Linked DNA regions of Homo sapiens: region 2 is linked to region 1. A link is a contact called in ENCODE Hi-C data. All regions are on one chromosome and are shown on one strand. Each heading gives the region's core, a stretch centred on a gene start or an enhancer-like site at or near the end of the contact. The rest is flanking DNA. Distances are from core to core; before and after follow the strand shown. Region 1 holds the start of HFE (homeostatic iron regulator). Region 2 holds the start of ZNF391 (zinc finger protein 391).

Region 1 (6,560 bases), core at 2,276-4,775:
CCACAATGTGATTGGTCATTTCTTTTTTGTTTATATGACAAGTTTTTATTCTTCTTCTGCCTGTTAAATGCGCCTGACCCCCAGTGTTCTGATTTTCACTATTTTTCTTAAAAAAAAAAGTTTAAATGAAAAAAGTTTCTTATGAAAATATTAAAACATATACAAAAATAGAATAGACATTGATAATAGATCCTAAAATTCCTAGGGAAATTCAGCAGACTGAGAATAGCTAATATAGTCTTCCAAAAAAAGATCAAATTTGAAGTTGAGAAACTTCTTGAATTCAATTTACTAAAAAGCTATAGTAATCAAGACAGTGTAGTCCTGACATAAAGATAGGATTATAGTCTGGGTGTGGTGGCTCATGCCTGTAATCCCAGCACTTTGGGAGGCTGAGGTGGGCAGATCACCTGAGGTCAGGAGTTCCAGACCAGCCTGACCAACATGGTGAAACCCCGTCTCTACTAAAAATACAAAAATTAACCAGGCATGGTGGCAGGTACCTGTAATCCCAGCTGCTTGGGAGGCTGAGGCAGGAGAATTGCTTGAACCTGGGAGGAGGAGCCAGTGGCCGGGATTGGGCCACTGCACTCCAACCTGGGCAATAGAGTGAGGCTCTGTCAAAAAAAAAAAAAGATAGGATTATAGATTATAGCATAATGGGATAAAATTGAGACTCCAGAAATAAACTCTCACATTTATGGTAGATTGATTTTTGATAAGGGTGCCAAAACACTTCAATGAAAAAAGAGTCTTCTCAACAAGTGATGGTGGAACAACTGAATAACCACATTTTTGTTCTATCTGGGGCCCTGATTCAAAAACCCAGGCAAAGATGGAGAGAAATCAGAACTCTCATACACTGCTGATAGGAGGATAAAATGCTTACTTTGGAAAAGAATGTGGCAATTCCTCAAAAGGTTAAACAGTGTTACCATATGACCCAGCAAACCCACTTCTAGATATATAACCAAAAGAAATCAAAACATAAGTCTACAAAAAAACTTGTACATAAATGTTTATAACAGCACTATTCCCAATAGCCATAAAGTAGAAACAAACCAATGTCCATCGGCTGATGAATGAATAAATAAAATATGTTGTGGTATGTCCTTATAATAGATATTATTGGTCCATGAAAAACATACATAAAAACATTATGCTAAATGAAAGAAGCCAGTCACGGCAAAGCAATATATTATATGCCTCTATGTATACTAAATGTTCCAAATAGAAAGAAAGTAGATTAAAGATTGTCTAGGGCTGGGAGGGGAGGAGGAGGAGAATGGAGGAATCTGGGAGGCGATGAATTAAGGGTACTGAATTAGGGGAACATGGTTTCTTTTTGGGGAGATAGAAATGTAAAATTTTGGTAATGGTTGCACATCTCTGTAAATATACTAAAATCCATTAATTTTTGCATTTTATTTTATTTATTTTATTTTTGAGACGGAGTTTCGCTCTTGTTGCCCAGGCTGGAGTGCAATGGCATGATCTCGGCTCACCACAACCTCCGCCTCCCAGGTTCAAGCGATTCTCCTGTCTCAGCTTCCCGAGTAGCTGGAATTACAGGTGCATGCCACCACACCCAGCTAATTTTTTTTTTTTGAGATGAAGTCTTGCTCTTGTCTCCCATGCTGGAGTGTGATGGCACGATCTTAGCTCACTGCAACCTACGCCTCCCGGGTTCAAGCGATTCTCCTGCCTCAGCCTCTAATGTAGCTGGGATTACAGTTGCCTGCTATCACGCCCGGCTAATTTTTGTATTTTTAGTAAAGACGGGGTTTCACCATGTTGGCCAGGCTGGTCTCGAACCCCTGATCTCAGGTGATCTGCCTTCCTCGGCCGCCCAAAGTGCTGGGATTACAAGCGTGAGCCACTGAGCCGGGCCAATTTTTGCATTTTACATAGATGAATTATATGGTATGCTAATTATATCTTACCAAAAATTGAAAAAAAGGAATAGTACTATCAGCCCCAATGTGCCCATCATCAATATTCTACATGTTTCCAATGTTATTGTATCTGTTTGCCTACAGTCGAGGCCCTGATATCCTGTTTGATTTTCTTGAATTGCCAAAATTTGCATACATGCTTACAAAAATAATGCCTGTTGAATTTGCTAGATATGTAAAGGTTTGGAGCAAATCAGGTGTATTAAATTTATTAATATTGTTTGAAATGTCTAAGGCAATAATTCCCAAACTTCGTTGAGGGAGAAGGAAAGCTTTTAAAATCCCATTGCCCAGGTGGCATCCCATACTGTTACTGGGAATTATGCATTGGGATGGATCCTTTAACCGAGGAGATTATTATAGCCGGAGCTCTGAACCAGCAATCTCAGTTCTTGTGATAGTGAGCAAAGAACTACAAACTAACACCAAAATGCAAGCTTAAAGCAAAGTTTATTGAAGCACAATAATACACTCTGAGGGACAGCGGGCTTATTTCTGCGAAGTGAACTCAGCACTTCTTTACAGAGCTCAAGGTGCTTTTATGGGGTTTGTGGGGAGGAGTTGAGGTTTGGGCTGTATCTGAGTGACAGGATGATGTTATTTGATTGAAGTGTATAGCTATACAATCTAAAATTAAACTGTGCATGGTCTTACCTATAATTTGTTAAGAAAAGCCTCCCAGGGATGGGGGGGCAAAACTGTATGTAAATTCTATTATAATGATGGCATGATGAACTTGGGGTGAACTTGAAGACAGGCTTTTGTGTTGTTGGGCATGTGCCACCTTAGGGAATTTCCACCTGTACCCTCCTTTCTCTTTCTCCAGGATATTTTGGCCACAGACTTTATCATAAACTCCATCCCTTAGGGTGGCATTAGGGTAGTCTTGGGCCTGAATTTAGGTGGGCCAGTGGCTGTCTTAGTGACAGCCTTTCCGCTCTCTTCTGTCATCCCCTCCCAACTGCTAATGTCTAACTACCTAACAATTACCCATTAAATCAGTGTGTCTGGGGTTAGGAGCAGGCCTCAATATGTTTAATCATTCTCCAGATAATCCCAATACTGTAAAGTTTGTGAAACACTTGTCAGATAATTCAATTATGAAGGCTGTGGAAGGTGTTTCAGTAGGATCTAATTGGTTAATGTTATGACTTAATTAATTTGAATCAAAAAACAAAATGAAAAAGCTTTATATTTCTAAGTCAAATAAGACATAAGTTGGTCTAAGGTTGAGATAAAATTTTTAAATGTATGATTGAATTTTGAAAATCATAAATATTTAAATATCTAAAGTTCAGATCAGAACATTGCGAAGCTACTTTCCCCAATCAACAACACCCCTTCAGGATTTAAAAACCAAGGGGGACACTGGATCACCTAGTGTTTCACAAGCAGGTACCTTCTGCTGTAGGAGAGAGAGAACTAAAGTTCTGAAAGACCTGTTGCTTTTCACCAGGAAGTTTTACTGGGCATCTCCTGAGCCTAGGCAATAGCTGTAGGGTGACTTCTGGAGCCATCCCCGTTTCCCCGCCCCCCAAAAGAAGCGGAGATTTAACGGGGACGTGCGGCCAGAGCTGGGGAAATGGGCCCGCGAGCCAGGCCGGCGCTTCTCCTCCTGATGCTTTTGCAGACCGCGGTCCTGCAGGGGCGCTTGCTGCGTGAGTCCGAGGGCTGCGGGCGAACTAGGGGCGCGGCGGGGGTGGAAAAATCGAAACTAGCTTTTTCTTTGCGCTTGGGAGTTTGCTAACTTTGGAGGACCTGCTCAACCCTATCCGCAAGCCCCTCTCCCTACTTTCTGCGTCCAGACCCCGTGAGGGAGTGCCTACCACTGAACTGCAGATAGGGGTCCCTCGCCCCAGGACCTGCCCCCTCCCCCGGCTGTCCCGGCTCTGCGGAGTGACTTTTGGAACCGCCCACTCCCTTCCCCCAACTAGAATGCTTTTAAATAAATCTCGTAGTTCCTCACTTGAGCTGAGCTAAGCCTGGGGCTCCTTGAACCTGGAACTCGGGTTTATTTCCAATGTCAGCTGTGCAGTTTTTTCCCCAGTCATCTCCAAACAGGAAGTTCTTCCCTGAGTGCTTGCCGAGAAGGCTGAGCAAACCCACAGCAGGATCCGCACGGGGTTTCCACCTCAGAACGAATGCGTTGGGCGGTGGGGGCGCGAAAGAGTGGCGTTGGGGATCTGAATTCTTCACCATTCCACCCACTTTTGGTGAGACCTGGGGTGGAGGTCTCTAGGGTGGGAGGCTCCTGAGAGAGGCCTACCTCGGGCCTTTCCCCACTCTTGGCAATTGTTCTTTTGCCTGGAAAATTAAGTATATGTTAGTTTTGAACGTTTGAACTGAACAATTCTCTTTTCGGCTAGGCTTTATTGATTTGCAATGTGCTGTGTAATTAAGAGGCCTCTCTACAAAGTACTGATAATGAACATGTAAGCAATGCACTCACTTCTAAGTTACATTCATATCTGATCTTATTTGATTTTCACTAGGCATAGGGAGGTAGGAGCTAATAATACGTTTATTTTACTAGAAGTTAACTGGAATTCAGATTATATAACTCTTTTCAGGTTACAAAGAACATAAATAATCTGGTTTTCTGATGTTATTTCAAGTACTACAGCTGCTTCTAATCTTAGTTGACAGTGATTTTGCCCTGTAGTGTAGCACAGTGTTCTGTGGGTCACACGCCGGCCTCAGCACAGCACTTTGAGTTTTGGTACTACGTGTATCCACATTTTACACATGACAAGAATGAGGCATGGCACGGCCTGCTTCCTGGCAAATTTATTCAATGGTACACTGGGCTTTGGTGGCAGAGCTCATGTCTCCACTTCATAGCTATGATTCTTAAACATCACACTGCATTAGAGGTTGAATAATAAAATTTCATGTTGAGCAGAAATATTCATTGTTTACAAGTGTAAATGAGTCCCAGCCATGTGTTGCACTGTTCAAGCCCCAAGGGAGAGAGCAGGGAAACAAGTCTTTACCCTTTGATATTTTGCATTCTAGTGGGAGAGATGACAATAAGCAAATGAGCAGAAAGATATACAACATCAGGAAATCATGGGTGTTGTGAGAAGCAGAGAAGTCAGGGCAAGTCACTCTGGGGCTGACACTTGAGCAGAGACATGAAGGAAATAAGAATGATATTGACTGGGAGCAGTATTTCCCAGGCAAACTGAGTGGGCCTGGCAAGTTGGATTAAAAAGCGGGTTTTCTCAGCACTACTCATGTGTGTGTGTGTGGGGGGGGGGGGCGGCGTGGGGGTGGGAAGGGGGACTACCATCTGCATGTAGGATGTCTAGCAGTATCCTGTCCTCCCTACTCACTAGGTGCTAGGAGCACTCCCCCAGTCTTGACAACCAAAAATGTCTCTAAACTTTGCCACATGTCACCTAGTAGACAAACTCCTGGTTAAGAAGCTCGGGTTGAAAAAAATAAACAAGTAGTGCTGGGGAGTAGAGGCCAAGAAGTAGGTAATGGGCTCAGAAGAGGAGCCACAAACAAGGTTGTGCAGGCGCCTGTAGGCTGTGGTGTGAATTCTAGCCAAGGAGTAACAGTGATCTGTCACAGGCTTTTAAAAGATTGCTCTGGCTGCTATGTGGAAAGCAGAATGAAGGGAGCAACAGTAAAAGCAGGGAGCCCAGCCAGGAAGCTGTTACACAGTCCAGGCAAGAGGTAGTGGAGTGGGCTGGGTGGGAACAGAAAAGGGAGTGACAAACCATTGTCTCCTGAATATATTCTGAAGGAAGTTGCTGAAGGATTCTATGTTGTGTGAGAGAAAGAGAAGAATTGGCTGGGTGTAGTAGCTCATGCCAAGGAGGAGGCCAAGGAGAGCAGATTCCTGAGCTCAGGAGTTCAAGACCAGCCTGGGCAACACAGCAAAACCCCTTCTCTACAAAAAATACAAAAATTAGCTGGGTGTGGTGGCATGCACCTGTGATCCTAGCTACTCGGGAGGCTGAGGTGGAGGGTATTGCTTGAGCCCAGGAAGTTGAGGCTGCAGTGAGCCATGACTGTGCCACTGTACTTCAGCCTAGGTGACAGAGCAAGACCCTGTCTCCCCTGACCCCCTGAAAAAGAGAAGAGTTAAAGTTGACTTTGTTCTTTATTTTAATTTTATTGGCCTGAGCAGTGGGGTAATTGGCAATGCCATTTCTGAGATGGTGAAGGCAGAGGAAAGAGCAGTTTGGGGTAAATCAAGGATCTGCATTTGGACATGTTAAGTTTGAGATTCCAGTCAGGCTTCCAAGTGGTGAGGCCACATAGGCAGTTCAGTGTAAGAATTCAGGACCAAGGCTGGGCACGGTGGCTCACTTCTGTAATCCCAGCACTTTGGTGGCTGAGGCAGGTAGATCATTTGAGGTCAGGAGTTTGAGACAAGCTTGGCCAACATGGTGAAACCCCATGTCTACTAAAAATACAAAAATTAGCCTGGTGTGGTGGCGCACGCCTATAGTCCCAGGTTTTCAGGAGGCTTAGGTAGGAGAATCCCTTGAACCCAGGAGGTGCAGGTTGCAGTGAGCTGAGATTGTGCCACTGCACTCCAGCCTGGGTGATAGAGTGAGACTCTGTCTCAAAAAAAAAAAAAAAAAAAAA
Region 2 (6,560 bases), core at 2,775-5,274, 1.3 Mb after region 1:
TGGCCAGGTGCTGTGGCTCATGCCTGTAATCCCAGCACTTTGGGAGGCCGAGGCAGGCAGACCACCTGAGGTCAGGAGTTCGAGACCAGCCTGGCCAACATGGCAAAACCCCATCTCTACTAAAAGTACAAAAATTAGCCGGGCATGTTGGCGGGTGCCTGTAATCTCAGCTACTTAGGAGGCTGAGGTAGGAGAAGCCTGAACACGGGAGGTGGAGGTTGCAGTGAGCCAAGATCGCGCCACTGCACTCCAACCTGGGCAACAAGAGTGAGACTCCATCTCAAAAAAAAAAAAAAAGATTTTTTTTATTATAAGGTACTTGCCATACTACCCATGAAGCTTTATAGTGTTATTTGAGAGTGGACTCAGATTAGTTGTAAATATATATTGCAAACTCTAGATTAACCACTTAGAAAAAAGAAGTGTAACTAATATGCTAATAAAAAAGAAAAATAAAATCATATAAAGGGTTCAATTAAAACAAAAAAAGTCAGAAAAAGTGGTAGACAAAAATAAGAACAAGAACAAAGGCAACAAATAGAAAACAGTTAAGCGTAGTAGATATTAATCCAACTATATCAATAATACTTTCAACATCAGTGGTCTAAATGCACCATTTTAAGGCAGAGATTGTGAAGAAATAATATATGTTGTCTACAAGAAACTCACTTTAAAGATAAAGATACATATAGATTAAAAGTAAATCAATAAAGTTATACCATACTAACACTAATCAAAAGAAAGCAGAAGTAGCTACATTAATTTCAGACAGAGCAGACTTCAAAGCAAGGAGAGCTATCAGGGATAAAAAAGGGAATTATGTAATGAGAAAAGGGTTCTCTAAGAAGACATAATCCTTAATATGTATGCACCTAAAAACAGACTTTCAAAATACATGAGGCAAAAACTGATAGAACTTCAAGAAGGAAGAGATGCATCTACTATCACAGAAATCTCAAAAATTCTTTATCAGAAATGGGCAGATCCAGGAAGCAGAAAATCAGTAAGGATATAGTTGAAATCAACAACATCATCAATCAACTAGATATAATGGCCATCTATAGACTTCATCCAAGAACAGCAGAATACTCTTTCTTCTCAAACTCACATGGAACATTAATCAATATAGACCATGTTCTGGGCTGTAAAACATAACTTAACAAATTTAAAAGAATAGAAATCATACAATGATTTATCTCAGATGACATTAGAGTTAACTAGAAATCAATAACAGAAAGATCATTGGAAAATCTCCCACATACTTGGAGATTAAGCAATACACTTCTAAATAATACATGGGTCAAAGAAGAAATGCCAAGAGCAATTAAAAGATACTTCAAACTACATGAAAATGAAAACACAACTTATCAAAATTTATAGAATGCTGTGAAAGCAGTGCTTAGGGGGAATTTATGGCAATGAATATATACATATTAGAAATAGCATAAAAATACCTAGGAATAAATTTAACCAAGGAAGTGAAAGACCTGTATGCTGAATACTGCAATTGCTTAAAGAAATTAAAGAAGACCTAAATAATTGGAAAGACATCCCATGTTCATGGGTTGGAAGACTAACTACTGATAAGATGATAATACAATTTGATATACAGATTCAATGTATTCCTTATAAAAATTTCAACATTTGTTTGCAGAAATAGAAAATCCCATCCTAAAATTCACATGGAAAATCAAATTACCCTGAATAACCAATGAAAACCTTGGAGAAAAGAATAAAGTTTAAAGACACATACTTCATAATTTCAAAACTTTACACAAGCCTACAGTAACCTAAAGAGTGTGGTGCTGGAATAAGAATAGGAATATAGACCAATAAAATAGAAAAGAGAGCCCAGAAATAAACCTCACATATACGGTTGATTGATTGATTTTCAACAAGTGCCAAGACCATTCAATGGGAAATGGACAGTATTTTCAACAAATGGTGCTGGGAAAACTGGATATCCAAATGCAAAATAATAAAGTTGTAGTATTTACACCATCTACAAAAATTAACCCAAAATGGATCAAGGACCTAAATTTAAGAAGCAAAACTATAAAACTCTTAGCAGAAAACATAAAAATCTTTATTAGACAATGTAATTTTCAAGTATTGCACAGGTGATAAAAATAAATAAATGGAGCTTCATCAAAATTAAAAAGTTTTATGCATCAAAGGACACTATCAAAAGAGAGAAAAACTTCACAGACTGGGAGAAAATATTTGCAAATCATATCTGAAGAAGAATATCTGGAATATACAAAAACTCATGCAACACAACAAAACCTAATTCAAAAATAGGCAAAGGATTTGAACAGACATTTCTCCAAAGAAGACACACAAATAAGTACATGACAAGATGCTCAACATCACTAGCCATTAGGGAAATGCAAATTAAAGCCACAATGAGATAAAGCTTATACCCATTATGATGGTTATAATACTACAACTACAACAAAACAGAAGTTAACAAGTGTTAGCAAAGATGTGGAGAACTAGAACCCTCCTGCACTGCTGATGGGAATGTAAAACGATGCAGCCATTATGGAAAACAGTTTGATGGTTCCTCTAGAAAGCTGATTGCAGAGTTACCATATGATATAGCAATTCAATGCCTAGGTGTATACCCAAAGAATTGAAAACAGTGACTCAGATACTTGTACACCAATGTTCACAGCAGCATTATTCACAATGGCCAAAAGGCAGGAACCACCCAAGTGTTCAACAAGAGATTAATGGATAAACAAAATATTATGTATGTATATTTATACACTGTTTGTGTATAAACACACACATATACACGAAGGAATATTATTTAGCCATTAAAAGGCATGAAGGATACATGCTGCAGTATGAATGAACCTTGAAAACTTTATGCTAATTAAAAATAATCCAGACATAAATAGACAAATATTGTATTATTTTACTTATATGGCATATCTAGAACAGGCAAATTCATAGAAACATAGTGTAAAATAAAGGTTACCAGGGACTGTGGGGAGCAGGGAATAGAGACTGCTCAATGGGCATCTTTAGGGATGACGAAAATGTTCTAGAATTAGATAGTGACGGTGCTGTTGTGAATACGCTAAAAACTTTACTGTATGACTTTAAAATGGTAACTTTAATGTTGTGCATAGTTTACCACAGTTTGAAAGTGTTTTTAATTTTTAAAAATAGGAAATGATAAAATTAGACTTTATCTAATTCTTTCCAGCTTTATAATTTGGATCCTGCTCCTTTGTACTTCATGGCTCATGCTTTATACTTACTTGATGTTTCTATGGTACTTGTGCACAGCTGTCATGTATCAGACCTGCAGTTTTGCACATGCTTTCCACTCTTCTAGTTCCTCAACTATTTGTAAGGTTGCCCTCCTTTATGTTTTCCATTAAATCTTCCATTAGTCAAACCACTCCAGTGTCCCTCGTTCCATAAGTTTCCCCTGCTCTGAACTCCCAGGGCACATTGTGCAACTTCATTACCTTATATTAAAATTATCTGGAATTTTAAAAAATCTACTAGATTAGGGTAGTGTCCTGATTTTATTCATTTTTTTCTTTTGGTGAAATTTGAGACATGTCTTGCATTTAACAGTATTTAAGCAACTAGATTGTGCAACGGAGCCAGTTTCTCCAGACAGGCTGGAGAGACCACTTGCATCAGAATCATCTGGGGTGCCCCTTGAAAATGCAATGTTCCGGGCCAACGAGTCAATCTCGGAGTGTAAATCTTGTGAAGCTGTATTTTAACAAGCTCACTTGGTGATTTATTTGTGTACGCTATTTAAAACTCTGTGAACCACCGGTCTAGGCTATACTTTGCAGTGTATTAAGGTGGTCTTCGGCACCTCTCGCAGACCCCCTTCCTCTTGCCTCTAGCGCCAACCTCTCAGCCTCTCGCATACCAGGGGAGGGGCTTTGCAAAACCTTCCACGAAAGTGAATCCCAGCACAGCCCTGCTGTAGCTGGCTCTCAGGCGCAAGCGCAGAGCTGCGACCGCTGCTGATACGTTGCTCAGTCTCAGTGTGGTCTCTGTTTTGCAACTGGTCGTCCGCGTCAGGAGACTTAGGTCCAGGCGACTGCCCAGACAATGACTGGTCCCGCATACCGAGCAGAGCATGATCAGCAGCAGTCTGAGTGGAAGAGTGCCTGTGATCTTAGGGAACCTGATGGGCGTTGGAGCAGCGGTTCGACGCATGGGTTTCTCTTTAATCCTTCCGACTTCCCCAAGCCCAGCGCACTCAGGTTCCGCTCCAAGTGCGGGACCCGCCCGGGGTGTGTCGGGGGTACTCGGCCGGAGGCGGCCGGTGAGTGAGGCTTACAGGGCCCCGGGACCAAGGTGGGTGCTCTTAGAGGTTCTGGAAAGCGGAAACACGGGTTCTTCGAAGGAAACGGGCGAAAGGGTCGCGTGTGGTTTGGCTGCAGGTCGGGTCAGGAGGCACCTCCACGGTTGGGACGCCGCGTGGCGTGGGGTCATGAAGCCCCCAGCGCTCGTCTCACTGGCGGGCCAGCCTAGTCCCTCTGCGGCAGTGACAGCCAGTGGTTTTCCCCGGGTGTATCCCTGGGAGATGAAAAAGAGCAGGGTTGCTCCCTGCTTCCCCTCTAGCTGGGCGAGGGAGGTCTTCGGTACTGGGGTGTTTCCCAGGTGCTTACTGAGTGCAGGCACTGCTCCAAGAGTTTTTACCTGCATTAACTCATTTAATCCTTGCATCAACCCTATGAAGTAATGTACTATTATTATGCCCATGTTACAGATAAGGAAATTGAGGCACACAGAGATGAAGTACTTGCTTGGCCGGGCGCAGTGGCTCACGCCTGTAATCCCAGCACTTTGGGAGGCCAAGGCGGGCGGATCACCTGAGGTCGAGACCAGCCTGGCCAATACGGTGAAACCCGTTCTCTACTAAAAATACAAAAATTAGGTGGGAGTGGTGGCGCGCGCCTGTAATCCCTGCTACTCGGGAGGCTGAGGCAGGAGAATCACTTGTACCCGGGAGGCAGAGGTTGGAGCGAGCAGAGACCACGCCACTGCACTCCAGCGTAGGCAACAAGAGTGAAACTCCGCGCCCCTCCCCCCCAAAAAAGAGAAGTACTTGCTTGAGTGCCAGTCCTTAGTTTATGTTTCTGATGATGAAGGTTGGTACTTGAATAAAGTAGTTGTTAATTATTTGTTGTGGGTGTATTGACAGTTACTGTGGATCATTGAGTTTGTGCTTTATGTGTGAGTTTGTGCTTTGAGCCAATATCTGGGAACATTGTTACCTGAAGATCACCTTTGGTAGGACAAGATTTTCTCTATTCTGTGATTAAACTGAGGCTGCCCAGGCAGTTCTGCTGATTGCTTTGTGGATTGGCAAAGGCTCCAGGAAGCAATCAACCTAGTGCCACAAAACAAAGCACCCAGAGAAGCCCTATTCCTGACCCTTCAAAACCTTCTTCCTTCTGAAGGGGGTAGAAAATAAAGGAGAATTATCCCTGGATCAGGAATTGATTATAGGAGAGACAAGCAATGTCAAAAGAATTTTAGATAATTAGGGTAACTGTGGTGGCCAGCGCTGTTAGTGCTAAAAAGTTTGAGTCACATAAAGGAATAGCAAACCACCAGGTTGGCTAGGGCTGCAGCATGTTGTGACCACTTAAGAGAATAATGATTTTGTAGGGATACAGTATCCAGAGAGCAGTAAGGTGACTCAAATAATGAAAGTATGAGGAAGAAAGGAGAAAAGGAGAGGCAACTTTCCACATTATGGTGGAGGAATCCCTTGGATGGACTCTGGATAAAGGTATAGCCCTAACCTCCTAGCATCTCTGAAATATGTTTGGGGGCTATCCCTGAAACTTTTGTCACATCCGCTAGACTTCCTTTTCCCATCTTACATACATCCTCCAAAGCCAGGAAAAAGAATGCATCTCTCCATGCTCTAGAGCAGCAGCTGCTGAAGGGAGACTCATAAATCCTCTGACAGCATCTTTCCTTAAACATACACCATCACAGTTTTCAAATTCATTGATGTGAGATGAGCACAGCAATAGCATCATCTCCCTTATACTATATATGATATTCTTTATTGTAAATGTTTTGCCATAGTTTAACTTGCAGTATTGATGAAAGTTTTGTAAGAAAAGACAAGCACATGCTAGTAATGGTGTTTTATAATGTGGGACGAGATTTTTCAGAAAAGTGACTTGACCAAGGAAGTGCAGCTGTAAGCAGTGTCATCTGTCTTCTATTTTGACCCTCAGGAAGAAGTAAGGGGACTAGTGCCATAGTGTCTTTGAACTCATACCCCATATGAAGAGAACGTCAAAGAGGCTGGATCACCTAAAGGGTTTAGAGAAAGTTTGGAATTGGCTCAGATCTGTCTTTTATCATAAAAGATGAACTTGAAACCCAGACATAACTGTCCATTGTCATTTTCTTTATATCTGAGAGGAGATGGGATTACTTTGGGGCATTCATTGTACTTTTTTTTTTTTTTTTTTTTGAGACAGAGTTTCGCTCTTGTCGCTCAGGCTGGAGTGCAATGGTACTATCTTGGCTCACTGCAACCTCCGCCT

What was found. Hi-C counts contacts between places; a loop is a spot of excess contacts on that map. Pooled maps may share reads with other maps.
Region 2: a pooled map of heart left ventricle shows a loop between it and region 1 (4-fold over the local background). The contact joins the promoter of ZNF391 here to the promoter of HFE in region 1. A Hi-C loop is called at or near these places in 1 of 168 maps with a recorded cell type or tissue (breast epithelium) and 1 of 50 pooled maps.

Annotation. Positions count from the first base shown.
Region 1 is chr6:26,083,904-26,090,463 of GRCh38, forward strand. HFE (homeostatic iron regulator) reads left to right here and starts at 3,526. Exons shown (of 6, transcript NM_000410.4): 1 at 3,526-3,613. The coding sequence starts at 3,538. It also overlaps HFE-AS1.
Region 2 is chr6:27,384,735-27,391,294 of GRCh38, forward strand. It overlaps ZNF391 (zinc finger protein 391), which reads left to right and starts at 4,025. Exons shown (of 3, transcript NM_001076781.3): 1 at 4,025-4,341.